Linked DNA regions of Homo sapiens: region 2 is linked to region 1. The links are chromatin loops, found by intact Hi-C in ENCODE. Cell type or tissue: CD14-positive monocyte. All regions are shown on one strand. Links, peaks and the distances in the headings refer to the core of each region. The heading gives the core; the rest is flanking DNA. Region 1 has its middle 32 kb from the start of PTPN1. Region 2 overlaps PTPN1 (protein tyrosine phosphatase non-receptor type 1).

The links. Hi-C counts contacts between places; a loop is a spot of excess contacts. Peaks named below come from ENCODE experiments on the same cell type or tissue, not always from the same donor. Only the 100,000 strongest peaks of a DNase experiment are listed, where the experiment ranks them.
Region 2: a loop joins it to region 1, with 1.8 times the contacts of the local background. A loop is called at or near these places in 15 of 110 quality-filtered maps.

What each region holds. Positions count from the first base shown.
Region 1 is chr20:50,470,918-50,486,397 of GRCh38, forward strand. It overlaps the pseudogene COX6CP2. Among named protein-coding and RNA genes, the nearest start is that of PTPN1, 32 kb to the right of the region's middle. RefSeq lists enhancers at 12,865-12,914, 12,955-13,064. In CD14-positive monocyte, for the core only: CTCF peaks have their summits at 7,526 and 7,726; a DNase peak (open chromatin) is centred at 7,504.
Region 2 is chr20:50,514,316-50,529,795 of GRCh38, forward strand. The region is part of intron 1 of PTPN1 (protein tyrosine phosphatase non-receptor type 1); the gene reads left to right. Among named protein-coding and RNA genes, the nearest start is that of PTPN1, 12 kb to the left of the region's middle. RefSeq lists a silencer at 6,311-6,360. In CD14-positive monocyte, for the core only: no CTCF peak of the experiment used is centred there; DNase peaks (open chromatin) are centred at 4,186 and 7,886; H3K4me3 peaks cover 2,659 bases; H3K27ac peaks cover 6,491 bases.

The DNA of each region.
Region 1 (15,480 bases), core at 3,131-11,130:
TCCCATTGGGCATAAATGAGCCATGTACTTTCAACCTTACTGCAAGGAAGGCTGGGAAAGGTAGAGGAGCATGTAGATATTGAGTGAGGGGTGTCTTTGTGACATCTACTATGTTCAAAGACAGTGCTAGGAGCTGGGGCAGTCATGGGGGAGCAAGACCAACAAGGTTCCTGCCCTCATAGGTCCTCCCTTCTAATGAGGGAGATAGACAATAAACCTCTGCTCTAAACATGATCCCAGATATATGTCATTTTGCACTTGAGCAAGAATATCTGATGGATACATTTTCAGAATCTGTGGCTGCTGCGTCAAAGGGTATATATATTTGTCATTTCAACAGATATGGTCAAATTGTCCTCCATAGGACTGTGCCAATTTCCACCTCCACCATCAAGGTACAAAAGTGCTTTTTTTTGCCTGCAGGCTTGCCAACACAGTGTGTTATCAGACTTTTGGATTTTTGCCAATCTGATAGGCGAGAAATGATCTCTGTGTACTTTTAATTTGCATTTTTCTTATTATAAAGGAAGTTGAACATCCTTTCACATGTTTATGAGCTATTTGTATTTCCTTTTCTGTGTACTTGTGTGTACATATCCCTCATCCATTTTCCTCTGAGTCATTGATTGAGGATATTACTAAATGAAAAAGTGAAGGGACAGAACAGAATGCATAGTAGAATCATTTTTGTAAATGAAAAGTGAAACAATATGTTGGCATATACATATAAATATACTCGCATAGGCATAAAAATTTTCTAGAAGCAGCCAGGCGCGGTGGCTCACGCCTGTAATCCCAGCACTTTGGGAGGCCAAGGTGGGTGGATCACTTGAAGCCAGGAGTTCAAGACCAGCCTGGCCAACATGGTGAAACCCTGTTCCTACTAAAAATACAAAATTAGCTGGGCATGGTGGTGCGCACCTGTAATCCCAGCTACTCAGGAGGCTGAGTCAGGAGAATCACTTGAGCCCAGGAGGCGGAGGTTGCAGTGAGCTGAGATTGCGCCATTGCACTCCAGCCTGGGTAACAAGAGCAAAACTCCACCTCAAAAAAAAAAAAAAAAGAAGGTGTAAACAACTACAGATGTCCACCATGAACACCTCCTGTGTGCAAGGCACTGTGGAAGCTGCTGGGAATACAATGGTGAACAAGATGTGTGTGGTCCCTGCCCTCAAGGAGCTAACATCTTAGAGGGTGAGAGAAGAAGGGCAAATTAACAAATGTTTTAGGTCAGGCGCGGTAGCTCACACCTGTAATCCGAGCACTTTGGGAGGCCTAGGTGGGTGGATTGCTTGAGCCCAGGAGTTCGAGAATAGCCTGGCAAAATGGCAAAACCCCATCTCTACAAAAAATACAAAAATTGGCCAGGCATGGTGATGCATGCCTATAGTCCCAGGTACTGGGGAGGCTGAGGTGGGAGAATCACTTGAGCCCAAGAAGTTGAGGCTGCAGTGAGCCATGATCATGCCACTGCACTCCAGCCTGGGCATCAGAGCGAGATCCTGTCTCAAAAGAAAAGAAAAGACCAACAAATCAGTGGGAAAATGGTCAAAAAAAGATCAAAAAGAGGAAAAAGCAAATGGCTCTTAAGCATACCAAAAGATGCTCAGTTTTGGCCAGGCACAGTGGCTCACGCCAGCACTTTGGGAGGCCGAGGAGGGCGGATCACCCGAGGTTGGGAGTTCAAGACCAGCCTGACCAACATAGAGAAGCCCTGTCTCTACTAAAAATACAAAATTAGCCAGGTGTAGTGGTGCATGCTTGTAATCCCAGCTACTTGGGAGGCTGAGGCAGGAGAGTCGCTTGAACCCGGGAGGCGGAGGTTCCAGTGAGCCAAGGTCACACCATTGCACTCCTGCCTGGGCAACAAGAGTGAAACTCCGACTAAAAAAAAAAAAGCTCAATTGCATGTATAAAAAGAGAAATGAGATACCATTTCCTACCACCACCCCGCCCCCACCATTGCACTGGTTTAACCAAAGTCTCAAATTGACAATCCACTGTGTTGGTAAGGGTGTCAGAAAATGAGCACACGCAAACTGATGCGACTCCACATGAAGAGGACTTTGGCATTATTCATTAAGTTTAAAATGACCATAGCTGTTACCAAGGCAATTCTGCTTTTAGGAGTTCATCCTACAGATTTATTCACACACAGCATGGACGCATAACATTTTAAGGGAATGGGGAGGAACAGAATATATATTCACATTTGCTTGTACATGCATAAACCATCTTAGAAAGATATGCAATGGACTAATAACTGATTGTGGGAAGGAACAGCATATGCAAAAGGCCCCAAGCTGAAAAAGAGGTTGGTGTATTTCAGGAACTAAGAGTGTGCCTGGGAAGGATGACATGTGACAAGTGGTGGCCTGAGGCTGCTGAGCCTTGTAGATCACCACTTAGGAGTCTGGTCTTGAGTCCAAATGCAGTGGGAAGACATTCAAAAGAAGATGATCTGATTTCCATTTTAAAAGCATCTTGCTGCCATTTGGAGAAACTACTGGAGGAAGGCAAGACGCAAGTCAGGAGACTGATTAGCAGGCTGGACAGTTCCCTGAGGGAGGGACAGGGAGCGGGTGGCTGCACCTGAGAGGTGGCAGTGGTGAAAACGAGCAGGCAGATTGAAGACAGTTTGAAATTGCAATGGATGAGTTGGATGTGGCCCAGGAGGGGTAACAGAGCAGACTCAAGGAAGACTCAAGGCTGAATTCTGGCTTACGTGGCCACATGGGTGGCTATGGAGGCTACTGGGCTGGGAAGGCTAGAGAAAGGGGCCCAGATTTCGCTTGGGTACCCCAGGGTGGGGTGTGTTAAGGTTGAGAAGTCAATAAACATCTGAGTGGCAACTTCCCCCTCTCTCTCCACTTCCCCAACCCCGCCTAGGGTCATGGTGAGGGTGGGGAGTGGGAAAAGGGCAGGGCATAAAAATAAAAAATAAAACGCCAGGCACGATGGCTCACACCTGTAATCCCAGCACTTTGGGAGGCTGAGGTGGGCAGATCACTTGAGGCCAGGAGTTTGAGACCAGCCTGGGCAATGTGATGAAACTGTCTCTAGTAAAAATACAAAAATTAGCTGGGCGTAGTGGTGTATGCCTGTAATCCCAGCTACTAGGGAGGCTGAGGCAGAAGAATTGCTTGAACCCGGGAGACAGAGGCTGCAGTGAGCCGAGATCGTGCCACTGCACTCCAGCCTGGGCAACAGAGCAAGACTCTGTCTCAAAAATAAAATAAATAAAATAAAATAAAATAAAATAAAATAAATAAAATAAAAATGTTCATAGCAGCTTTATTCATAATAACTCAAAACTGGAAGTGGCCCAAGTGTTCAACAGCAGAATGGATAAATGTTTACTATCCACAGCAGAATGGATAAATGGATAAATGTTTACTATATATATATATGTATGTGTATATATGTATGTATACATACAAATATATTACAAATATACAAATATATTATTTAATCTATAATCTGGGAAGTCTACTAAAATAGTCTAAATATATTATTAGTATACATTATTTTAGTGTGCATATGTATATATATACACACATATATTAAAAGAATGAAAATGAACAAACTACTGATACAGCCCACACAAATGAATCTCACAGACATTCTGTTGCGCAACAGAAGCCAGACACCAAGGAGTACATATTGTCTAATGCCATTTATTCATTTTATTTATTTATTTATTGAGATGAAGTCTTGTTCTGTTGCCCAGGCTGGAGTGCAGTGGCGCGATGTCGGCTCACTGCAACCTCTGCCTCCCAGGTTCAAGCAATTCTCCTGCCTCAGCCTCCCAAGTAGCTGGGGCTACAGGCACGTGCCACCACGCCCAGCTAATTTTTTGTATTTTTAGTAGAGACAGGGTTTCACTGTGTTGGCCAGGATGGTCTCGATCTCCTGACCTCGTGATCCGCCCACCTCAGCTTCCCAAAGTGCTGGGATTACAGGCGTGAGCCACCGTGCTCGGCTGTCTAATGCCATTTATATGGACTTGTAGAATCAGCAAATCTAACTCGTGATGAAAGTAAAAACTGAGAAACCAAGTTTCCTGGAAGCACAAAAGGCAAGGCAAGATCTATTTTGAAGCAAGCTCAGAGTGGCAGCAGATTATGTAGGGGCCACAAGGCAGCCTTTAAGCTGCACCTCAAAAATAGCATCTGTCCCCTGGATATTTTAAGAGTGTCCTCTGCAGGGCATGGCAGGAGCCAGAGGCCTGTTTGGGCATCTCCAAGCGTGCACCTAAAGAATGTATCATCTGGCCGGGCACGGTGGCTCATGCCTATAATCCCAGCACTTTGGGAGGCCAAGGCGGGTGGATCACCTGAGGCCGGGAGTTCAAGACAAGCCTGGCCAACATGGTGAAACCCCGTCTCTACTAAAAATACAAAAATTAGCCAGGCAAGGTGGTGCATGCCTGTAATCCCGGCTGCTGGGGAGGCTGAGGCAGTAGAATCACTTGAACCCAGGAAGTGAAGTTTGCAGTGAGCTAAAAAAAAAAAAAAAAAAAAAGGAATGTATCACCCCGCCTCCCCTTGACCCTGAGCACCACCCGGCTCCAAAGCTGTGTCAGCAGCAATATAAAAGGTGCAGAGATAAAGAGAGACATTTAATTAGAAGATGATTTGGGAATCATCTTCTAATTTAGGAACCAAGCTGCAAAATATCTTTCTCCCTTAATGGCACAAATGGGGAATTTGGACTTTGAACCTTTTCTCTTGTCAGGCCACCAAAAACGTCTTCCTGTATTAATAGAAGGCAAATGTAAGGATTCAGGGCCAGGAGGGCTGTGGGCTGTGGGTCTTAGATTGTCTAGAGTCAGAACATTAAGAACATGAGAGCCCTTTCTGGACCTCTTTGTTTATGCGGGGCTTCTGCTGGGGCTTATAATCACCTCATCACTGCTGCTATTTTTGCAGTAATTATTAAGTACTTTAATACGTGCACAGGGCATGTGCAGTCCTTCAATTACACTGCTCCTGCCTCATTGTCGGGAGGCGAGTTGGAATTGTTCTCCTTGTTTTGCACAAAAGAAAGCAAAGGCCTGGGTGAATGAACAAGTTCAGGGTCAAAAATGAGTCAGCACAAGGGAGATGGCAGGAGGTGGGTGGGAACCCGGCAGTCCCTAGTTCCCGCCCAGCTTGAAGTGCTAGCAGGTCTAAATTCAAGGCATGTGCCACATCCTTGAAGAAGTGATCGACGGCCGGGCGTGGTGGCTCACGCCTGTAATCCTAGCACTTTAGGAGGCCGAGGCAGGAGGATTGCTTGAGCCTAGAAGTTCGAAATCAGCCTGGGCAACATAGTGAGACCCTCTCTAAAAAAAATAAAAATAGGCCACGGATGGTGGCTCACACCTGTAATCCCAGCACTTTGGGAGGCCGAGGCAGGCAGATCACTTGAGGTCAGGAGTTCAAGACTAGCCTGGCCAACATGGCAAAATCCCATCTCTACTAAAAATACAAAAATTAGCTGGGTGTGCTGGCGCATGCCTGTAATCCCAGATACTCGGGAGGCTGAGGCAGGAGAATTGCTTGAACCCGGGAGGCAGAGATTGCAGTGAGCTAAGATTGTGCCACTGCACTCCAGCCTGGGCCACAGAACAAGACTCTGTCTGAAAAAAAGAAAAAAAAATCACCTGGTTCATAGTAAGATGTCATTGTTAATTTTGGAAGGTGTGCTAATAGCATGGTGGTTTCAGAAAAAAAAAAAAAAAGAACAACTTAGTATCAACTACTGGTGAAGTGACAAAAGGCTTACGATGAAATTGACAAAATGAATGTGGATAATTGCTGAAGGTGGATACTGGAGAGTTAGTTATATGACTCTATTTTTCTAGATGATGTTTGAAATTTTCCATAGTACATGTTTTGAAATTGTATAGACTAAATGTTGCAAACTTGTATCTTATGGGTAAAATGCTGCTCACAAAAATCCTGTACCTCCTTTAGATGGGTCCTTGGCTCTCAGTGTGCCACAGTCCCCACCCTTCCCTATTATAGCCTGACACTGTTCATCATCACTCTTGGGTCACTGTTTTTGTTTAAGTAGAATTAAAAGGAAACTGAATGAGTTCTCTTGGGGCAAGACTGTTATTTGCCATCCATATGTCCAACCTCTACTTCTTTCTTACTTATAGAAACTCCTACACTATTGGCAATGAATTTTGAAATAACATTTCCCAGTTTCTCTTGAAGCTAAGAATTGCCCAGTGTTTCTCAGTCAGAGGTGATTTTGTCCCCCAGAGGACATCTGGCAAAGTCTTGGAAGACAGTTTTGGTTACCACAACAGGGGCAGGGAGGGAGGCAGGGAGTGCTCTACTGATATCTGGTGGGTGGGTAGAGGTCAGGGTACTGCTAGACAGCCCTCCAATCCCCAGGTCTCCCTCCCACAACAAAGAATTATGCAGTCCAAAATGTCAGTAGTGCCCGATTGAATGGCCAATGCATGATAAGTGGAAGTTGATGTTGGGGTTTCCAAGAAAGCCCTTTGGTGTCTTGCCAATCTTCCTAGAATATAAACATGATGGCTGGAGTTTGAGCAGCCATTCTGTGACCTTGAGGAGGGAGGTTCTATGCTAAAGATGGAAGGAAATGGGATCCCCGAAAACATCATAGAATTGCCATATCTGTTCTTTGGAATGCAGATTTTCAGACATGGTTTTATGTGAAAGAAATAAATCTCTAATATGTTTAAGTCACTGAAATCAAGTCTCTGTTACTGTCAGCCAAGTGCAGTTTCTAAATGATTTGTCTCTGTGCCCAGTTCTCTATGCTAATGGAGAAAGGAAAGATAGACTAAGAGGGCCATATGTTTAAAGAAAAAAAAAAAAAAAAGGCCTGGGACATGCTGGCTCTTGCCTATAATCCCAGCACTTCGGGAGGCCGAGGCGGGCAGATCACCTGAGGCTGGGAGTTTGAGACCAGCCTGACCAACATGGAGAAACCCCGTCTCTACTAAAAATGCAAAATTAGCTGGGCATGGTGGCGCATGCCTGTAATCCCAGCTACTCGGGAGGCTGACGCAGGAGAATCGCTTGAACCAGGACCCGGGAGGCAGAGGTTGCAGTGAGCTGAGATCGCGCCATTGCACTCCAGCCTGGGTGACAAGAGTGAAACTCCGTCTCAAAAAAGAAAAGAAAAAGAAACGAGAAAATACGTTTCTTCACAACAATGAAACAGTTCATTGCCTTCATTTATGTCACTTCTTGATCCCTGTAGGCATTTGAGTTTGCAACTCCTGGACTGGTCCTTAACCAAAAAGATGAGGAAACTGAGGTCCTCAGCAGGTTAATGATGAGTTAGGAGTGAATCCACAACCTGGTCCCTCTCCCCGCATTTCTAAGGTACCAAGGCCTACGCACTGGCGAAGAATATGGTTTCTGCAGCCAGACAGACGTTGGTTCAAACACTGGTACTGACACAGGAAAAGTTCCCTTATCCTCCTCGAAGGGCATGCGATGGGGGTGTGGCTCACTTCCTCAGTGCTTCGCTGCTCAAAACCCCTAGGGGGAGCAGGCAGACGGGCAGGGTGTGGGACTCTGGCCACGCAGCGTCTAGGCGTGAATGTTTACAGCTCCTGAGGCCCCAGTGGGCGTGTGTTCCAGGGTGCTCTTTTCGTTTAACCGTCCATAGACAGCTTGTGTTAGCTCAATTAGACCCCTTGCCTTATCTCAAGGACAGAGGGCTATCTGTATCCTGGGGTTTCTTGCCTTGGCGTACCTGAAGAACTGGATCACACGTAGGCTTGGAGAATGAACGCAAGGTTTTATTGAGTGGAGGTAGCTCTCAGCAGATGGGGGAGCCAAAGGGGATGGAGTGGGAAGGCGATTTTCCCCTGGACCTGGGCCGCTGAGTGGCCCAGGCTCTCCTCCCACCACCCCAGCCAAACTCCAAGTTGTTCCACCGGTCGATGGCCTGCTGGCATCTGCCGGTGCCTGATGGTGTGCTCTCATGCCAGTTCCTTCTTCTCCAGGTCTAGTTGCTTGTGTCTTTTTTTTTTTTTTTTTTTTTTGAGATTTAGTCTCACTCTGTTACTCAAGCTGGAGTGCAGTGGCATGATCTGGGCTCACTGCAACCTCTGCCTCCTGGGTTCAAGTGATTCTAGTGCCTCAGCTGGGACTACAGGCACCTGCCACCACGCCCGCCTAATTTTTTTGTATCTTTTTTTTTTTTTTTTTTTTTTTTTTTTTTTAGTAAAGATGGGGTTTCACCATGTTGGCCAGGCTGGTCTCAAACTCCTGACCTCAAGTGATCTGCCCACCTTGGCCTCCCAAAGTGCTGGGATTACAGGCGTGAGCCACCGCACCTGGCCGTCGCTTGTGTCTTCTTCCACCAGTGCGTTCTTCTTGGCATCCAGCCACTTGTGTCTCTGCCTGCTAGGGTCTGGGGGTTTCTATAGGCATAGGATGGGGGCGTGGCAAGCCAGGGTGGTCTTGGGAAATGCAACATTCGTGCAGGAAAACAGAAATGCCTGTCCTCACGTAGGTCCGTGGGCACAGGCCCAGGGGTGAAGCCCTACCCAGGGACCACGCCCTTCCCTTCCCAGCACTTCCCTGCCCCCACTCCCGTATCAGTACCACCAATTACTAGCTCTGTGGCTTTATGCAGCTCACTTAGCTTCTCTGTCTCTCAGTTTCTGATGCGTAAAACAAGGATGACAATAAAGGCACCTATTGCCTAGGGCCATTAGGTGGATTCACATCAGTCCGTGCCCTGGCAGGAGGAGAGTTTTATGAATGGACTGTCTATAAAATGTAGGTGGGGACCGTCCATTTCTCCAACAGCTGGGAAGGATGTTGGTGTTGAAGTTTACACACCTATCAAGGACAGTAACTACCATGGCTTCTGGTGCTTTGACAAAACCTCCAATGCATAGCCTTCTGGTTAAGCGTCTGTGATTTCATATTATTGGAGCATTCATGGTATCCCTGGTGGTTGCAGCTTTCTACAAGATTGCTATGGCCGAACCAAGAAAGAAGGCATACGCAGATTTCTACAGAAATTATGATTCCATAAAAGATTTTGAGATGAGGAAGGCTGGTATCTTTCAGAGTACAAAGTGATCTTGGAATATGAAGAATTTCTTTGAGTTGAAATATCTAGAAGTTTGTCACTGACTTGTGTTCCTGAACTATGAAACATGAATGAATATGTCAGCTAAGAAATAGTTTCTCTTGGTCAGGCGTGGTGGCTCATGCCTGTTATCCCAGCACTTTGGGAAGCTGAGGCGGGCAGATCGCTTGAGATCAGGAGTTCGAGACCAGTCTGGCCAACATGGTGAAACCCCATCTCTACTAAAAATACAAAATTAGCTGGGCATGGTGGGCATGCCTGTAATCCCAGCTTCTTGGGAGGCCGAGGCAGAAGAATTGCTTGAACCTGGGAGGTGGAGGTTGCAGTGAGCTGAGATCGCAGCACCGCCCTGCAGCCTGGGCAACAGAGCCAGACTGTCTGAAAAAAAAAAAAAAAAAGGAAAAGAAAAAAGAAAGAAAGAAAGAAAGAGTTTCTTGACTAGGTGTGGTGGCTCATTCCTGTAATCCTAGCATTTTGGGAGGCCAAGGTGGGCAGATCACGAGGTCAGGAGTTCGAGACCAGCCAGGCCAACATGGTGAAACCCCATCTCTACTAAAAATACGAGAAATAATTAGCCAGGTGTGGTGGCGTGCGCCTGTAATCCCAGCTACTCAGGAGGCTGAGGCAGGAGAATCACTTGAACCTGGGAGGCGGAGGTTGCAGTGAGCCGAGATTGTGCCATCATTGCACTCCAGCCTGGGCAATGGAGCAAGACTGTTTCAAAAAAAAAAAAAAGAAAGAAAAAAAAGAAAAAAGAAATAGTTTCTCTTGATAAATAAACAATTAACAACAACAATAACAAAATGTAGGTGGGATTTACAGAACCCAGGGATGCTGCATCACTCCAGCGATAGTAACAAAGGGAGTTTATCACAGCTAGATAGTAACAGAGGGGTCCTTAGCACCCCCACATAGTAACAGTGGCCTGGAGGAGCAAAGGAAGAAGTGGTCTCCAGGTCCAGAGAGAGGGAGCTCTACAGAGAGGCTACCTGACAGAAGCTGTGTCATCCTTCAGTCAAGGGACACAGTAGACCATGGTGACCCAACAGGAGAGCTGGGGGAATAAACAGCTCCTCTGGAATTGAGATGTTCAGTTAGCCAAGTGCATTTGTTAGCTGCCCAACCACTCTAAGCTCACGAGGAGCAAGAGAAAGCATGCCTTCTTAGTAGCTACTAAACAAATCCTGAGATGAACTCTGATTGAACCAATCTGTGCCACATACCCATCTCTAAGCCAATCATCGTAGTTTTTTTGTTTGTTTGTTTGTTTGAGACGGAGTCTCGCTCTGTCACCCAGGCTGCAGTGCAGTGGTGCAATCTTGGCTCACTGCAACCTCCACCTCCCAGGTTCAAGCAATTTTCCTGCCTCAGCCTCCCAAGTAGCTGGGATTACAGGCTCCCGCCACCATACCCGGCTAATTTTAGTATTTTTAGTAGAGACGGGGTTTCACCATGTTGTCCAGGCTGGTCTCGAACTCCTGACCTCAGGTCATCCCCCCGCCTCAGCCTCCCAAAGCACTGGATTACAGGCGTGAGCCACTGTACCTAGCCAATCATCATAGTTATTGTACCTCCACTGCTCTGGTTCGTTGGTGCTAAGTCACATGCTCCTTGTTGGGTTACAGGCTCAAGGGAACTTCCTGATGGAGCGAACTTCCAGAAGGGGTGGTTCCCAAATGGAAACTCAGGTTACTTGGCATGGAAGAGAGTGCCGTAGATTCAGGGTGGCCCCAAATCAGCAAACATTCATTATATTCACGTTATAAAATGAAAGAACATTCAGAAAACAGCATAAAGTAGCATGATACCATTGGTAGGCACTGTGGGATTTCCCATCAGCCATCCTCAAAACTTATTTTTGGCAAATGAAAGTGTTGGACTAGGGTAACTCTTCCCTGCCAACATTCAACATGTGTGACTATCCCCAGAAAGTAACTACGTAGGAACAAGAACATGAGATGCTCCCAGCTGGAGCCCCAAGGGCCATTTCCAAAGCTACCAACAGAGCGTCCTCTGTGTTTCAGTAAGGGTAACTTTCTGCAAAATACAACAAAGATGTTCATGTGAAATAAAGGGGGTGATTTATGTATGAAAAGGTGGGGTGTGAGCCTTGTGAATACCATGGGAAGATGAGGTCCTTCCACTCAGGGAATAGGAGCCCCGTGGTTTGGCCCCAGATGGTAAACAGGAGTGCTGTTTAGTTGAAGAACAGCATGTCCCATTCTGTTCTTTTGGGGAGATTTAAAGCAAGACCGTTTGCAATTGGATCTAATTGATAAGTGTCTTAGTTTGGAATCCCCTGTTGGCACACCTCATATCTTAGTTTAGATTCTCTAGATACAGACCCTGAGACAAAGACTCAAGGACACATCACTTCTTTGGAAGGCAAAAGAAATACGAGTAGAGAAGAAAAGAGACCCAGGGAAAGGAGGACAACCAATATTAAGCAAGTTATCAAGACAGTTACTGCCCTAGGCAAGTGAAGCTTAATTCCACCTGTGTAGAACACATGTCTCAGAGTTATCTTACCTGAAGGATCAGCAACTCCATCTTGGAAGCTAATCCGCCATGTTGGCTTCTGATTAACCCCTGTTCCAAGAAGGCCTCTAAGATTTCTAGTTTATCTATTATTCCTTGTGTAAGAGCAGGTTCTGACTCTATATCCTGTCCTTAGGTCAAACAACCTTGATGTTATCTTACTTCAACTGTTCTACACATCCCTTCTGAACCACCCCTCTCCTATGGTATAGAAGCCCTGGGTCTGGGAGATAATGGAGTGGGGATCCACCATCTTGTCTGGCCACCGCAGGAGACACAGACGTGGCATCTGTTTCTAAGTTTCTATTAAAAGTTTCTTTCTAAGGAACTGAGTATGTCAGCATCATCTCTTCAGCCTCTCAGCTTCCTTGGACTTTGGGGTAAGTTTGCATAGACCTGCCCACTGCAAAACAATCAGGAAGCTGGGGTATTTATACACCACCTCTATCCATTCCTTGGTTGAAGGCAGCTGGAAAGAAGAGAAGGAATATTCATTCTCCAACCTCCTTTAGGCTGCTTGACTCTGACAACCAGAAGAAAAAACCCAAAAAACTCATAGAAAAAGATGCACATACTACCAGTTAGAAGTTGGGCAGTTGGCCAGGCGCAGTGGCTCATGCCTGTAATCCCAGCACTTTGGGAGGCTGAGGAGGGCGGATCACCTGAAGTCAGGAGTTCAAGACCAGCCTAGTCAACATGGTGAAACAAAATACAAAAATTAGCCGGGCGTGACGGTGGGTGCCTGTAATCCCAGGTACTTGGGAGGCTGAGGCAGGAGAATTGCTTGAACCCGGGAGGCAGAGGTTGTAGTGAGCCAAGATCATGCCACTGCACTCCAGTCTGGGCAACAGGGCAAGACTCTGTCTCAAAAACAAACAAACAAACAAAAAAAAGAGCTAGTTACCTTTATGGGCAACTGGGGCACAGTCCCAGAGGGGCCCTCAGGGGATGATGTGGAGTATACCGCAAGATTGTCTCAGGAAGGGTTGGGGAAACTGTGCTGTTTATCCGCAATGACCACTCTCAGCGGTTGAAGGTGGTGCCCGGGGCCAGCAACTCCAGTACACTTCCCTTCCCACACATGTGACCTGCCATGCGCACATGAAGCACACAGGCTCTGGGCAGAGAGATGCGGGTGCCGGAGGTTGGGTATACGTCACCAGCATTTATAGAACTGTCCATCTAGCTTCAGGCAGCTCTCTTGAGTGGGCTGAGGAGGATGAGTGAGCACTGATGCTGGCCAGGAAACTTAGGAGAAGGAGGGGAAAGGAAGAAAGGAACAAAACTAACATTTATAAAGTGCAGGGTAGTTGCCAGCCATTAGCACAGTTACTTTCGTTTTCTGATTCCCATTGTACAGTTGAGAAAAACGAGCTCAGAGAGGGAAAGTGACTTGCTCTTGACTATGTGACAGTTAAGTGCTGGAATTCCAGCTCAGATTGAGTCTACAAAGACAGTGTTCTCTATCTCCCTCTTCCTTTTCTCCTTGTCCTCCTCTTCTCTGCTTTTCTCTCCCTCTCCCTCCTCCCCACCACCTTGTTTATTTTTTTTCCAAATAATATTTAGAGTTACCAAGACAGAAGTCAAGAGGAAAGCTTTCTGGTGTCCTTAAAGATGTGCTTTATGAAAGATAGTTTTCATTTGCTCTTTTATTCATTTGACACATTTATTAAGCACCTATGATACGCAATATATAGAAAACAAGACAGACACAATCCTTGCCCCTTAGGCTTTATACTCTAGCAGGAAAAGGAGGCATTAAACAGCTAAATACACATGGCGAGGAGGGGGTAAGGGAAGCCTAGATGGGGAAGTGGGGGAGTGAGATGGGAACAGGAAGGCAGCCATAAAAAGCAATTAGTTGATTACGTTGTGATACAGGTTTCTCAACCTCCGCATTAGTGAAATTTTGACTGGATCATTCCTGTAGGCTGTTCTGGGCATTGTAGGATATTTAGCAGCGTCTCTGGCCTCTACCCACTAGATGCCAGTAGCATTCTTACCCTGGTTTTGACAACCAAAAATGTTTCCAGACATTGTCAAATGGCCCCTGGGGGGCAAAATCACTCCCAGTTGAGAACCACTGTGGTAAATAAGAAAGGCAGATACGAAAACATGTAACAAGGAAACAGAATCTAGGCATACCCACAAGGAAGTGCCTTTAGGACGAGATCCATGTGACAATAGGCATTAGCCAGGCAGAAAGCAGGAATGGCATCCTAAGTAGAGTAGACAGCATGTGCAAAGGCCCTGTAGCCAGACCTGAAAGGATACTGGAGAACAGAGAGTGGCCTGGTGAAATGGGCAGGGCTCAGTTCACACAGGGCCTTAGAGTCTGAGTTATAAATTTTAGCCTTTATCCATGGTCACTTTTCCTTTTTTTTTTTTTTTTTTTTGACACAGTTTCAGTCTTGTTGCCCAGGCTAGAGTGCAATTGTGCAATCTCAGCTCACTGCAACCTCCGCCTCCCAGGTTCAAGCAATTCTCCTGCCTCAGCCTCCCGAGTAGGGATGTGCCACCATGCCTGGCTAATTTTGTATTTTTAGTAGAGACGGGGGTTTCTCCATGTTGGCCAGGCTAGTTTCAAACTCCTGACCTCAGGTGATCTGCCCACCTCGGCCTCCCAAAGTGCTGGGATTACAGGCGTGAGCCACCATGCCCAGCCACTTTTACTTTTAAAATTCATTTCAGCATGGTTAAAATAATAAAAATAAACTAAATGACAACAGACAACATCAAGTGCTGACTAAGATGCAGAGCAACTGGAACTCCCATACACTGGTGGAAATGCACAACGGTAGAGCTTCTTTGGTTGTTTTTTTTTTTCTTTCTTTCTTTCTTTCCTTCCTTCCTTCCTTCCTTCCTTTCCTCTTTCTTTCTTTCTCTCTCTCTTTCTTTCTTTCTTTCTTTCTTTCTTTCTTTCTTTCTTTCTTTCTTTCTTTTTTTGAGACAGAGTCTTGCTCTGTTGCCCAGGTTGAGGTGCAGTGACACAATCTCGGCTCACTGGAACCTCCACCTCCTGGGTACAAGGGATTCTCGTGCCTCAGCCTCCTACAGTACAGCTTCTTTGGAAACAGTTTGGCAGGTTTGTTTGTTTGTTTGTAAAGTTAAACCTACGGTTATCATACAACTCACCAATCCTGGCCAGGCATAGTGGCTTATGCCTATAATCCCAGCACTTTGGGAGGCCAAGATGGGAGGATTGCTTGAGGTCAGGAGTTTGAGACCAGCCTGGTCAACACAGTAAGACCCCGTTTCTATAAAAATAAATAAATAAATAAATAAATAAATAAAGTAAAAATCCCACTTTTAGAAATATACCCAAATGAAATAAAAACTGTTTATTTAATAAAAACACAAAAACCTGTACAAGAACGTTTATAGTGGCTTTATTCATAAAGGCCAAAATATGGGAAACCATCTAAATGCCCCTCTACTGAGGAAAGATTGAACAAACGGCAGTACATCTGTACAATGGAATACTACTCACGAGTAACAAGATGAGAACTCTTTTTTTTTTTGAGATGGAGTTTCGTTCTTATCACCCAGGCTGGAGTGCAGCAGCATGATCTTGGCTCACTGCAACCTCCACCTCCCGTTTGCAAGCAATTCTCCTGCCTCAGCCTCCCGAATAGCTGGGATTACAGGTGCCCGCCACCACGCCCAGCTAATTTTTCTATTTTTAGTAGAGACAGGGTTTCACCATGTTGACCAGGGTGGTTTTGAGCTCCTGACCTCGGGTGATCCACCTGCCTTGGCCTCCAAAGTGTGGGGATGAGAGGCATGAGCCATCGCGCCCAGGTGAGAACTCTTAATACACACGATGATGTAGATGAACCTCCAAAGCATCATGCTGAA
Region 2 (15,480 bases), core at 3,149-11,148, 43 kb after region 1:
ACCTGGTATTGAATAATGTAATTGAATGTGTACTGAATTTCACAGTGGAAATGAATAAGAAATTTCCTGTGGAGGTTTTTTGACTTAGCTACTGAAATAACGGCCTTTTGTTGTGTGATTCTTTCCCTTTTCTCTTTGTTAAAGAAAACTGTCTTGTGATCTTGTAGATTACAGAATCCTTTTGGCAATTTCTGTTCCTAGCACTGCTTTTTCTTTCTTTCTTTCTTTTAAATAGAAATGGGGTTTTGCTGTGTTGCCCAGGTTGGTCTTGAACTCCTGGCTTCAAGCGATCCTCCCACCTTGGCCTCCTGAAGTTGGGATTGCAGGCGTGAGCAGGTACTTTTTCTGAGGCCTGCCTGAGCCTATATATATTTTGCACAATTTGGCATTCCTCCCTACAGTGTTTATGCTGATTTGTTTCTGGTAACAACTAATACTGGCAAATCGGCTGGGCATGTTACTTTATGCTGCCCATATTCAGGAAAATTGGAATTCTAGCTGGGTCATTGTTCCCAGATGATGTAGTTTGGCACCAGCCATTCCATGTTCACATTTTGAGTATCCAGGAGGGCTGGGGACTTTGGAGTAGTTGGTGATTCCCTCTGCCACATTTCACTGGTTGGTCACTATGGCATCCTTTCCACCACACTAGTAGTCTAGGTTCTCAGATGTTGCTTATGAGCCTGCAATGGTTTCTAGTTTCACACTGCAGAAATGAGTGAAGCCGGTTACCCGTTAATATGGTCCCATCATCACTAGAGTAATTCATTGTTCTAAAACCAGATCTGAGTCTCTCACTCCTCTGCAACTACTTCTGATTCTTTCATAACACTTGTAAAGTCCAAACTCCTCTTTAGCATGGCAGCCAGCTTCCAGTCCTTCCCTCCTATGTGGCTTCCATTCTAGCCAGACAAGAAAGGGCAGCGTTCTCCAAACTCATCCTCGCCCTTCATTCCTCTATACCATTGCTGAGCACTTTGTTGAGGATGCCTCTCCCGTTCAATCTAGCTTGCATCTTCCAGCTCGAATGTGTGCTTCCTTGCACCAGAGTTTTGTTCCGTCACCTGTGTGTTTTCATACAAGCTGGCACATATCTCTTCTAAAGCCCTGCTGTCATTGTAGCTGCGTCTTTACAAACATTTTTTTTTTAAATTTTTATAAAGTCAAGGTCTCACTATATTGCCCAGGCTGGTCTCAAACTCCTGGGCTCAAGTGATCCTCCTGCCTTGGCCTCCCAGAGTGCTGGGATTATAGGTATGAGACACTGTGCCCAGCTGTAGCTGCTACTTTATATCCCAGGTCTATCTCCAATGGAGCCCAAGCTTCCTGAGGCCACCTGTTGTATCTTTCTCATTCATCTTGAAGTCCTCTGCTCCTGGCACAGAGTAGGTACCTAACAAGAGTTGGGATTGAATTGATGGTCAGTACTTTGCTAGCCTGATGGTATAAAGATGTACAAAACATGTTCCTGGCTCCCACTCTAGGGGGGCAATGATGGAAACAAATAGATTAGCCCACATTAGTACCAATAGTAGAGGTCACTCTGGGAGAAGGCCCCCACCACATTTTGAGTCATGGCCTAATGAGGTAATTTAGTATTGCCTGCTGCAGTGGCTTTGGAAGAAAGGCTGGCATTCTTAGCCAGTAGAAGCTGATACCACTGATTTGTTTCACAGAAGCTTTAAATATAACAATAAATTTGTGCTTGGCCTACGGTGAACTTTACAGGCAACTTGGAGGTAATATGTTTGTCTCTCTAAGAATTGTTGAATTCCTCTTCCCTCATCCCTCCTGACTGGTTCTCACAAGCCTAGCGGGCCTTTGCATGTGGTTGGTTCATAAAATACTTTTTGATTTTGGGATATAAAATATAGTTCTCCATAAAATAACGACTGTTACCAAGTCTTTGATTTTTTTTTTCAAACTATAAATGGTAATGACATTCTTTGGCCTTTGATCAGACCACCCTTAGGGGCAAGAGAGTAGTTTCATGTTTTGCTTTTTCTAGTGTCCCCTGTGTCTGGGTATAGTTGCAGTCTCAGCTGTCATACTAACAGTGCTGAGTGAGTCCCTTACTTTCTTTGGGTTTTGGTTTCTCCCTTGTAAAAATGATCCTGGACTAACTGATCATTAAGTTCAGGTCAAGTAATAAAAATCCTTAATGTACTCACAAATACAATTTAATGTTCCTGAATAATCCTTGTAAAAACTGCAGCAGTTACTCAGTTTTGTAAGGTGTGGTTGGGTACTATTAGGCTCAAAAGTTTATAGGAGCTTTGTGAGTATAGTTAACAACTCAAAAGAATGGGGTGTTTTTTCCCGAGGGGCATGAAATGTTTTTGATAAATAGAGTTCATTTGACTTGGTAATGTGGAAAATGAGTAGCCCTGACACGTACGCTATGCTTTTGCAGTTTTTCTCTCAAGTAGCAATTGGGTGGCTTTTCCTGTAAAAGATAGAGGAACTGATTCTTGAGAATTTACGAAAGCTTCAACCCTAACTAGGTATGCAAAGAATAGTTGCCCTTTATGTTGTAATTTTAGGAAGAAACCTACATCTGGTCTAAGTTTCATTTGAATAATATGATAGTTTACACATCTGCCATATTTGAGAAGAAAGTACCTAAGTCTCCAGCATTTTAGAAATAATGCTTTACTTTGTGTAGAAATGGTCTTTAGAGTTTAATAGCTGCTGCCCTCTCCTTTTTCAAAGCAGCTTGACATAATCATGAGTATCTTGCTGACAGCTTGTAAATTTTGATTGTATGAAAACTGAAAATAAGACCATTTCACATGGAAGATTCCCTCCTGCCCTGAAACAGCCAAAGAAAACTGTAGCCATCAAATCTATTGATCTCTGGGCTTTGGTACAAGTCACACTACTACAAATAAAATAATACCAAGTACTTATAAATGATTTTCAGTCCTTTTAAAGTTTATTTTTTTAATATTTTTTTTGAGATGGGGTCTTGCTGTGTCGTCCAGGCTGGAGTGCAGTGGCACAATCTTGGCTCACTGCAACCTCCACCTCCTGGGCTCAAGTGATCCTCCCACCTCAGGCTCCCAAGTAGCTGAGACTACAGGCATGTGCCATCACGCCCAGCTAATTTTTGTATTTTTTTGGAGTAGAGATGGGATTTTGCTGTGTTGCCCAGGCTGGTCTTGAACTCCTGGGCTTAAGCCATCTGTCTGCCTCAGGCTCCCAAAGTGTTGGGATTACAGGTGTGAGCCACTGTGCCCGGCCCAGCCCTTTTTTTAAGAGAAAAACGTATGACATCGTTCGATTTACTGAGTGCTTATGGTTTTACTAAGGCAGTAAGGTTTTATGGATACCCTATGGTAATTAGATAGAATTAGTGCTCTGAAGTCAGCTCTGTAATATGGACTCAGAGTAAACATGGCAAAGGGACACTTAAGGTCTGCATTTTCTCTGGGAAATAAACGTATTCTTTACTACTCTGAATCTAGTGCTGGGAAATTCTAAATCCTTCTTGAGGATTAACCACTTGAAGTAAAGTTTTGGGTCCCAAGTAGGCTTGTGTCCCTGTCTCCTTCTCTTTACTTTTCAGATGTTTCTTCCTAGAGACTGAGGTATATTTTACTTTTACAGATGAAGAAGGAAGCCTCGGCTGTGTTTGTGGCTTTTGTGGGTGAGCAACATCACTTGCAAAGATAAGATGAGCATAGCAAAACTAGGCTTTCAAAATAATTTTTAAAAATTTCTTAGTGATTAGAAAAGGAAAACTCTTCCCTTGTCTCTGTTAAGAAACGTTTTTCGACTTTTTTCCTTTCTTAATGGATCTTTTATTGGCACTTCTCTTCCTTTTGCAGAATCTTACTTAAAAGTCACTACGTTACATTACAGCAAACAGCTTAGCTAATTTTTATCCAGATGGGCCCCGGTTACAGGATTGTACACTATTGCGAATTTCTTACAGGAAAGTGAACATCAAGTAATTATTCCAAATAGAGTTCTCTTAAGAACGTGAGTTACTTAAAAATGTCTAAGGATGAAGTCACTTCTGAATATAACTTCACTCAAGAGAACAAATAAGCAAACTGCATTTAGCATAACATGGTAAATTAGCTTTAACTCTCCTTGATGTTTGAACATTTGTCGCTGTTAACTACTGTTTCACTTTTCAAATAGTCAGGGCTTAGTTTGCTTCTGTAAGGATAAAGGGAAAATACGCCTTCACTGAGTCATAAATATTTTTGTGGCTAACTTTTGCACAGAGAAAAGAGGCCTCTAAGAAGGTACCCAGTGAATTTTTTTTTCGGGGCAGGGAGAGAATATGTCATTTTTTGGTTTGTTGTTGTTGTTGTCATTGTTTTGCTTTGTTGTTTTTACTCTGAACTGAACTGTATCTTGACAGCACTTTTGAATTAAGAGCATTACTCTTATTGTTCTCTACTACCTGGACGCCACCTCCCTGTTGCCATAGTGTTAAGGATCATGCTCCGAGGTGGGGTGAGGCAGAATGGGGCCAAGATCAGAAAGTTACATTAAGCTACATCAGGTTTATACAAGCATAAAACCAAATTTTTGGAGCAGTCCCCAGAATACAACCTGGTTTAGCCACACCTAAAGGTTGCTCTTGAATATTCCTTGAGAATCCACATCCCTAGAATGCTGGGTTTCAATGGGCCCTTTATGTACCTATCATGGTGTCATTTCTGAGCATTTCTAAATATTCCTTCATGTCTTACTGACAGTTTTTCTTGAATAAATCTTAGGAATATTAGTGCCATTATCAGTATTTTGTTTGGTCTGTTCACACCACAAATAACTACCCAGGTCTGCTACTTGCCCCTATTTCTCTACCTGCTAATGAAAATGCTTTTGAAAGTTTGAGTAACAGTATTGGAGTGTGCACAGTGGTATTGGTAGGTTCTGTACTCATCCTTAACCACTTGTTTTCATCCTTTGTGAGCTTGAAGTTTCTCCAAAAAATTTATCACAAAACTTATCAGACATAGTTAATACACTCAGAGAGAGAATCACTGAAAAAGTAGATGTAGTTTAACAAACCCAGTGCCTTTTTTTTACCCATGAATACATATTTGTCAACTAAACCTCATTTTGCAACTTGTTCCACTACTCGAATGGTAACAAACTTTTGGTTTCCCAATAGATTTGGAAGATGTTGCTTTTGAAAGTAGGAAATAGATGGCTTTAGAAGATGGAAGAATATTTTGTTTGAAGTGGGAGCGTGGTATGTCCTTAGCTGTCTGTGAAATGCAGCTGAAGATGGGTGTGGGCCTTCATCTGCATTTCCCATCTTCAGTTTGAGGAGGTAGTTACCCTTCTAACCACTTAAGAACTGCATGGTACATGCTGTTTTATTTACAGGGCAAAACTGTGCTCCCGTAGTTTCCCTGGTGCTTGCCTTCACGTTAACACAGTGTCATCGTTTGGCAGTGTTTATGTGCCAGGGTCCATGTTAGAAGGAGGAAAGGTATAGCGAAGTTAAAGGGTGCAGTTGGCCTCCCACCTTTAGTTTTGTAAGTGCCTTTAAAGTTTGATTTTTGTAGGTTGATCATAAGGAAGTGATAAGTATGTTAGGTTATTTGTGGTTTGAGCTAATTTTAGTCTCTTTTTACAGCTTGCTTTGTATCCTTTGCCATTAAAACATGCTTTCTAGAAAGACAACTTTTGAATGTAGGACACAGTCTATATTCTATACTTGGCTACATTTCAAAAAATATTTTCTCAGTACTTTGGAAGTTGGACAGTTGGAAGCATAGTGACAGTATTTAAAAATCTTTGATTCCGGCCGGGCATGGTGGCTCACGCCTGTAATCCCAGCACTTTGGGAGGCCGAGGTGGGTGGATCACTTGAGGTCCGGAGTTCAGGACCAGCCTGACCAACATGGTGAAACCCTGTCTCTACTAAAAATACAAAATTAGCCGAGCGTGGTGGTACATGCCTGTAATCCCAGCTACTCAGGAGGCTGAGGCAGGAGAATCGCTTGAATCTGGGAGGCGGAGGTTGCATTGAGCCGAGATCATACCATTGCACTACAGCCTGGGGGACAAGAGTGAAACTCTGTCTCAAAAAAAAAAAAAAAATTAAGTGATTTCTTTGCTTTGTGACACTTCTACTTTTCCAGCAAGTAAATTATATTCTTTCATACAGGTATGAAATTCTTGTTCCAAGCTAGTGGTTAAAAAGGCACAGTTGATATTAGAGGATTTGTAAAAGATTATGACCACGCCTGCAATGTACTGAAGCAAGGCTTTGCTGGGCTGTGTATAGGAAACCTTCCCCAGCCTGTGCCCTTGCTTGATAGAACATTTTGCTCCTAAGGGTAGGTGCCTGTATCTGTCTCCAGTACTGGTTAGTTTCACACAGAACAGTTGTGTTTCAGAGCTTTAGTCTCAAGCTGCCCTGCTCCCCTGAAGCAGCCACCCTGAGCATGTGCACTCACAGGAGGGGACATGTGAGGTCATGGAAGAAGACGACTCAGGAAGAAGAAGACTTGGGTTTGGGTTCTGACTCTGCCTTTGACTGTTGTGGGATTTTGAGGAGTTGCATACAGGATCTGTAAAATGTAGTCATTAGACTAGACTAGACAGCCATATAGCATTACCTAGATGTAACTTTCTACAAAGACATGGTCACAGGAGAAGACCAGAGGGTGGGGTGATCTTTCTGGAAAAATTGGGGCTTCATGCCTTACTCATGCTAGATATGGTAGCATTATATGGCTGTGCCTGATCCCCCTAATCTAAAAGTGGGACAGAACTTTAAAATTTCATATTAACTCAAATTAAAACTTGAAAAAAACCCATTATTTCCTTAAAAATAATAAAATGCCCTGTGGGGGCATAAGTCACATTATATTTTAAAATTCCTGAATGCCACATGGATGAATGTAGTTCCTTTTGAAATTCTTCTTTTGTCTAAAGAGGAATGTTGGATTTTGTAATTGGACTAAAAAATCTTCCATTTGAGAGAGAAACAGTCTGCTGCATGTTCTACCCTTGTTCAGGATAAAACCCACTAATAGCTAACATTTATTGAATTCTGTGTTGTGCCTCAGGCACTGTGCAAAGTCCTTTACATGCAATGCTGTTTATTATATACTGTCAATTGGTCTATAACAGCAGGAAATGTTTCAGGAGGACAATGAGGTCCCAGACCCTCAGTCTTCTCCTGTGTCCTGGATTCAGCTTCACAATAGCACTATGGCAGTGTGGCCACTGCTTCAGCTTCCACATACATGGCTGTGAAGAGAGACAGGGGATTGTGCTAAGCCTCCCCGATTTATTAGGACATAGGAGGAGAGAGTTTGTAGTTTTTGACCTTTGCCTAGTTTTCTAACCTCTTTCCTAGATGTCACAAATTGGCCACCCACAGTCATATTTTGCTTGCTTCACGCAATGCTTTTTAAAAAAGAGAAGAGTTTAATTTGTGCCATTGTTTATAAATGAATCAGGAGAAATGACATGCAACTCTGGATTCTGGCCTCTCTTGAAAAATCTGAAAATCACACCGTCTGAGCTTACACTGGCAGTGGTCTGCTGGACTGAGGGACACAACTCCTTTTGGATGTACATGTGTGCGTTGCAGAGTTTACCACAGTCCCACAGTGGGTCACACTGTCCTTGTCGGTGTACACTACCTAGCACTTGAGTTTGCAACCCCTACCCCAAGCTGAGTTTTCTCGTCAAGCTTGATGTTAATGTTATGTGATGCTTGGCCTTGTAGGTATTTGGTATATTATCGTTAGATAAAATTGAAGCAAAGGGCTAAAGGGTTGGTGGCCTGAGGGAGTGCCCTTGACAGTAAAGTCTAGGATAAAATCATTGGCCAGGTACTCCTTCCCTTCCCGCCCTTCCTCTTTTCTCTTTATCCTCAGCCTCCTTCTGCTATTTTGAGGAAGTTAGAAGCCACCACCATTTTTTCCCACCTCAGGCAACTGAGTGTGGCTGTATTTCTGTCCCATGTTCAGTTATTTCCAGGAACTATTTTTGATGACCAACTTGAAGTTACATTGGGTGGGCCTAATGGGGGCTGATAAAAGAATGAGGTGACCAAATATGCTTGCACTGAGACGGCTACGAAGTAAGGTTTTTAATGACTTGCTTTGTGACTTGGTCAGGAGTGATACCATTTGTCATGTGTCCAACTTCATGACTAAATGGTTGCTCTACCTTATCCTCATAGCTATAATAAAATAAAATAAATACATACATTGCAGGGAGGAATGTATCTTGTTAAAGGTCTCTCCCTTTTAGCAACAAAAGTACATATTATGTTGTAGAACATGCTTTTTCTTTGATCCTTCTTGAACACCTATTACTCTATAGAGGTATGTTGTGTATGGCAAATTAGAACAAGCAATAGATAAGGATGATTCTTTACCATTATAACCCAGTCAAGGTCTTTGTCCTAAGTTTTGTACCTTTCTCCAGAGGGAAAGGTATTTGTATTTATTTATTTATTTTTGAGGCAGAGTTTTGCTCTTGTTGCCCAGGCTGGGGTGCAATGGCACGATCTCAGCTCACTGTAACATCCGCCTCCCGAGTTCAAGTGATTCTCCTGCCTCAGCCTCCCGAGTAGCTGGGATTACAGGTGCCTGCCACGATGCCCGGCTAATTTTTTTTTTTTTTTTTGTATTTTTAGTAGAGATGGGGTTTCATCATGTTGGCCAGGCTGGTCTTGAACTCCTGACCTCAGGTGATCCATCCACCTCGGCCTCCCAAAGTGTTGGGATTACAGGCATCAGCCACTGCCTCCGGCCAGGTATTTGTATTTTTAGTCTCTATGCCTTACCGTCTCAGATCAGGAGGATTTGGTGATTTATCGAATGTGGGGGAAGGGGAAGAAGAGGAAACGGGAGGAATGTTCCAGATTAGGGAAATAGCTAGATGGAAGATGCAGCCCCTCATCAAGGTGGGGACACAGGAAAAGGAACGTGTGCAAAGAAGATGGTGATCTGGTTGTGACCATGTTGTTAGAGGACGTCCAGGGAAGCATCTGGTAGGTGGTGGGGTGTTTAAATATAGAACATTCGGAGAATGCTCCGAAGCTTCAGAGAACCCTTCCCAAAAGGACAAAACCAGCTCAGTGTTTTAGCACTCCGGGATCATATGGCATGACAGCATGGCTGCTTTATACTTTTTTGTGTATGTGAAATTAAAACCAACCACTCAGGACCAATTTCTCTGAAGCTTTTTGTCAATCTTTCATTTGCTTTTCTCGTCTAGATTGTAAGCTCCTTGCAGCCAGTGTCTGTTGATTCAGTCATTCAAAAAATAATACATGAACAGCTACTAGGTACCAGGCTCTGTGCTGGGCAGTTGGGATATGTGGTGAGGAAGACAAACTTGGTCCCTGCCCTTAGGAAGTTCAGTAGTCCAGCAGACAAAGTGGCTGAATAAAGATAATCTCAGTTCACAGTGATAAGAGCTCTTACAGGCCTAGGCTCCAGGTGCTGTGGGGATGCTCAGGAAAAGGTATCTAATTGGGATTGGGAGCAGGCAAAACAAATAAAGGATAGTGTATAAAGGTAATATCTAGTTGAAGTTCTGAAGGGCAAGGAGGAGTGAGCCTGTATATTCTCTGAGTCTCTCCCTAATCTGGGATTGACTTCTTGTCCGTCTCTGTTCATATTAAGTGTCACCTAGGCTTGAAAGGGTGAGATCATATTTCACTTCCTTCCTCTTTGGTCTTAACCTTTCTCTGCTACCCCCTCACACAATGCATATGCATTATTCTCTTATTGTATATATTTTTCCTCTCTTCCTTTTCATGTTTCCTCTGCCATTACTTTTAACCTCGACTGCCATATGGCCTCTAAACGCTTCCAGAAGGGTAGCCTAGTGGAGGTTATTCCATCATGGCCTTGAGCTCATGCGACCAGATAGTGAAGGCATCTGTGTAGGTGTCTTCTCCAGGAGGGTGATATTTGTTTCATTGTAAATTTTGTAGCCCTAGAACACCAACAACAGTGCACAGTAATTAGTAGGCAGGCAGTACAGGATTCATTGAAGTGAAGTGATAACTTTTATCCAAGTATGTATGCAGATAATCTTTGATTTGTACAAAAAAAATTATATTTTAATATGTAAAGATTTTTTAAAAGAATCTTCAAGTTTTAGCCTTCCCACTAGGAATATATTGAAAACATGTGCCTAGTTCACTGACTTGCAGCTGCCACTATGAGAATAAAGGTCTCATTTAGTTGTTGTGAATTTTAAGGGATATTTTCAATGATGTTGGCTGGTTTATCCCATTATGTGGTCTTTTTTTTTTTTTTTTTTTTTTTTTGAGGTGGAGTCTCGCTCTGTCACCCAGGCTGGAGTGCAGTGGCGCAATCTCGACTCACTGCAACCTCCGCCTCCCGGGTTCAAGCGATTCTGCTGTCTCAGCCTCCTAAGTAGCTGGGATTACAGGCGCCTGCCACTACGCCCAGCTAATTTTTGGTATTTTTGGTAGAGAAGGGTTTCACCATGTTGGTCAGGCTGGTCTCGAACTCCTGACCTCATGATCCACTCACTTCAGCCTCCCAAAGTGCTGGGATTACAGGCGTGAGCCACCATGCCCAGCCTATGTGCTCTTATTAGCAATTCTCAGTACACAGATAGCTTTGAGTGATTCTTTCAAGTCAAGTACCTTATTAAAAAACTCAAGTGTACTGATAATTATCTTACTTTTAAATGGCTAAGTGATAAGACTGAATTTTTAGGTACTGTAACACTTCAGATTACAGATTCTGATATTTTTATGGTTATTTATATTTATTTATTTTTGAGATGGAGTTTTGCTCTTGCTGCCTAGGCTGGAGTGCAATGGCACGATCTCGGCTCACTGCAACCTCCGCCTCCCAGGTTCAAGCGATTCTCCTGCCTCAGCCTCCTGAGTAGCTGGGATTACAGTCACCCGCCACTACAGCCGGCTAATTTTTGTTATTTTTAATAGAGACAATGTTTCACCATGTTGGCCAGGGTGGTCTCGCACTTCTGACCTCTGGCGATCCGCCCGCCTCGGCCTCCCAAAGTGCTGGGATTACAGGCGTGAGCCACCGCACCTGGCCTGGTTACTTAAATTTAAATACAAAAATTATGTTGATTAATTCTGAATGATTTCCTGATTGCTCCCCGTTTACCATTCACACATTTATTAAATTCTTCGCTTGCCATATAGAAGCAGTCTCTCTGCCATATATGCCATATAGATAACAGAACTAGCTGTCTGCAAACCACTGAAATTGTGAAAACATCTCCCCTTTTTTCCTGTTTCTAATTCTAGCTATGAGGATTATATACAGAAGTAGTCCTGGATTTGATTTTTTTTTTTTTTTGATGATTGTTTTTTGATAGTTGTTGACTACAAATCATTTAAACGTCTGAAAGGGGAAAGGTTTTCCTTAAAAATGGATGACAAAGGAGAATAAAAAGGTATTTTGACTATTTTTTTGAATGATGAGTTTTTTTTTTCTCTTTCTTGTTTTCTTTTGGAGTCATTTATGTGTCACTGAGTGGATACCATGGAACATGTGGCAGAAGTAGATATATGGGGTAAAAGAACCATAGTTCATAAGCTCCTTGACAGAATCACTGAAGTGTAGCCGTTATATGGCCACTGTCGCAGGGGGAGGCAGCAGTTTTGAAGAAGGGGATGAGTAATAATGAGTGATAAAAAGGCATCCTGGATAGAAGACCAAACTCTGCAGAAGACCCCAGTTTGATTATGCTTTTGTTTTCTGATTTGCGGAGGAGAGTGAAAATGCCTGAGGGGTGCGGGGGAGCACATAGGGTGTATGTGTGTGTGTGTGCGCGTGCAGATTCTCTCTTTCACTGTATGTATTTGTATGCATGTATGTATCTTAGGACTTAAGCTTTCTAGTCAATAAATTGCCATAGTGGGGAATTGCTTAATTGCTTGCCTTCTGTTGTTGTATTTAATTTAATTTTATTTTTAATGATTTTTTTGGTGGGGTACAGGGTCTTAACTATGTTGTCCAGGCTGGTCTTGAACTCCTAAACTCAAGTGATCCTCCCGCCTCGGGCTCCCAAAATGCTGGGATTACAGGTGTGAGCCACCATGCCCAGCTTAGTTGTATTTTAAATGGGCCTGTTTGCAGCATTCCCTACTCCCCTTAGTTTACCTGGCTCACAACCTGTCTTTCCATATCAAGGCTTCTGTCACCCCTGGCCCATGTCAGTGCATTTGGGCAGCCCACCCAGCATCATCACCTCATGTCCCAGGGAACTTCCTGTTCCTCTCTTCCAGCTATTTCCTTCCCTGGCAGTTGAGATAGTCTCTACCTTTGACCTACTGTTAAGCTCAGACCTTCTGCTCTCTAGTTACAGCCTCTGTGCTGCCAGATTCCCTCGCTCAGTTGCTTTCTCTAGTTTGGGTTTTCTCCTTTATTCAGATTTCCAGCTGTTTCTCTCCTCCCCCCACCGCAGCCTCCTCACTTCCCTCCTTATGCATCTGAGACTGTGGTCAGTCACTTTAGATGCTGCCTCTCCACTGTACTTGTGTCCATCTTCTTACCTACCACCTCTAGCCCTGGAGCAGGCTCTTCCCCTGTCTTTGTCTTCCTGGGCCCAGGCTCCTAAGCGCTGCTGGAAAAAAAATCCCCCAGTATTGAGCCCCTAGAAATCCAGTCTTTAATCCCAAATCTGTCTCCCCCAGCATCTGGCCATCAGATCTAAAGCTTACCTGCCATCCTTTCCACCTCATTTCTCTCACAGGGGAAAAGGAGCCTTTGCTCCTAGAGTCTGCGCTCCTGACCCCTTCCCATCTCACCTGTTCAAGGCATCTTGCAATAAGGGGTTGGTGACTCTCGAGGAATGGATCCCAGGCCCTCCCTATTATCATCTTATGTATGCCAGTTCAACGTTCTCAGCTTCCTCCAGCCGAGACGGCCCCTCCAGCCACTGCTTTATACTCTCCTTCTCTGGTTGAAATTTTTGAAGTAAATAGGTCACTCTGCCCATCGTTCATCTTCCAGTCACTCTGTGTGTTTATCTTCCAGGGAAGTGAGGCTCTATGCTACCAAGCCACTGAAATAATTTTTTTTTTTTTCCAGACTGAGTCTTGCTCTGTCACCCAGGCTGGAGTGCAGTGCCGCAGTCTTGGCTCACTGCAACCTCTGCCTCCCGGCTTCAGGCGATTCTCCTGCCCCAGCCTCCTGAGTAGCTGGGATTACAGGTGCCTGTCATCACGCCTGGCTAATTTTTTGTATTTTTGGTAGAGATGGGGCTTCACCATGTTGGCCAGGCTTGTTGGCATGTTGACCATGTTGGCCAGGCTAGCCTCAAGTGATCCACCCGTCAGCCTCCCAAAGTGCTGAGATTACAGGTGTGAGCCACCGCACCTGGCCTGAAATAATTCTTGACAAGATCTGCTTCCTTGTTACTAATACAGTGGATATTTTGCATCCTAATTTTAATGCAGTTCAGTGTGGTAGACCTGTATTTGCATATTGAATATTCCCTTCCCTGTTTTAATAACTCTATTTTTTCCTTTTCTTTTATATCTCCTGCTTCTCTAGCTAGTCCTAGACCTTACTCATCGGTGTCTTCTCTGTTTGTTCCTCAACTTGAGGAGTTCCTACAGGGTTTACCCAATCTGCTGCTTTCATTTAGCCCTTTTGTTCTTTTTGAGCCATCTCATTCACTCACCCAGGATGTAGCATCGGCCCTTGAATTCAGTGTGCACACATACACTGTGCACTATGGGACAGCCTTCAGAGGCACTTTGTTCCTGAAATTGTGGTGGTCTTTGCCTCTCATGGAGCCTTGCATATGCTGTTTCCTCTGCCTGGAATATCCTACCTTTTACTTAACTGATTCTCGTTCTTCTTTCCAGTCACATTTTGTACATTTCTTCTGGGAAGCTTTCTCTGATTTCCCCTTTCCACAGGTCCAAGTTAACTGCCTTGTCTAGGTCCTCCCATGGCCCTCTGAAGGCCTCCTTTCATAGCACCATGTCTGAGTATACTGTAATAACACGCATTGCTCTGTAATAGCCTGTTTACTTACCTATTGCCAAGTAATCTATCAAGTCTTATAAAGGGCGGGGCTGCTTTTGTTCTAGTCATTTGTATCTCTTAGTACCCAATATAGTGTTTGGCATATAGAAAATACCCAACAAGGCCAGTCGCAGTGGCTCATACCTGTAATCCGAGCACTTTGGTAGGCTGAGGTGGGCGGATCACTTGAGGTCAGGAGTTTGAGACCAGCCTGGCCAACATGGTGAAACCCTGTCTCTACTAAAAATACAAAAATTAGCCAGGCGTGGTGGCGGGTGCCTGTAGTCCCAGCTACTTGGGAGGCTGAGGCAGGAGAATCACTTGAACTGGGGAGGTGGAGGTTGCAGTGAGCTGAGATCACTCCACTGCACTCCAGCCTGGGTGACAGAGTGAGACTCCATCTTAAAAAAAAAAAAGACTCCATCTTAAAAAAAAAAAAAAAGAAAAAAGAAAGAAAATACCCAATAAGTAGTTCCTGAATGAATAGATGAGAATGCTGTTTAGAAGGTTCATGAATTGGAAACCGTGATTGCTAGGGAGGCTTTGAGTTGATGGTATTGTGTTGAACCATGTGTTACCCAGGATCAATTTAGATTTTACACTTTGTTTTCTCTGTTCCTTTTTATAGTAATTTTCTGTATGTGGTGTTTTCCCCCCATGAGATTGTATACCATTTCTCAGCGAGAACTGTGTGTAATGCTTGGTGGCTCCCTCATGGTGCCTTGCATGGAATTGGACTTCGTTTCAGTGGATCTGATCCCAGTTATGTTAATGCTCGATGGAGCTAAGTCTTATCTCGAAGCAGTCCATGTCTTCATCAGCTGGCCCTGCCTCCATGCCCTGCACAGACCATGCCACTCTGGAGAGGTAGTTTCCCTGTGGCTTATTAGTCTTATGTTCCAGTGTGCTGGCCAAGTATGAGAGACATCAGTGGTATGAGAGAGTCTCTCTCATTCAAACTTCGTAGGTTTTGTAGCTGGGACTGACCAGTGCTGACAGGAAATAGAGGCATTTATTAAAAGCCAGAGATTTTTCAAGTTGCAGGAAGCAAAGCTCTTGTTAGCTATGATTTTGTGGTGGGTTTGGTAGTCCAATATAAAAGTAAAAACTGGATGACAATGGGAGGAGCATGCTTGGGTCTCCAAAGTTAGATCATTTTTCCTAAGTAATTTGTCTTTAAACTTTTACTGGTTTGGAATTTCCTGAGATTTTGATCTTGCCAGAAAGTTTATAGCAAAAGTTCTGAGCAGATGACACTTTTGCGTCTGAAACCAAATCATTGTTTTTGTTTTTAACTTTTTTCTTAATATATTATCCTTAGTTCAGCCCTGAAGATTATTCTGTTATTTGTGGATCTCAACTTTCCCCCCATCTCCTGGATCTTTGTGAAATGAATGGTATTAATTGAATAGAGAAGGAAGATATAAACATAAACTTAGTCAAAAACTTGTTCTTGACTAGGCAAGTTGGGCTTTATAGCTTTGAG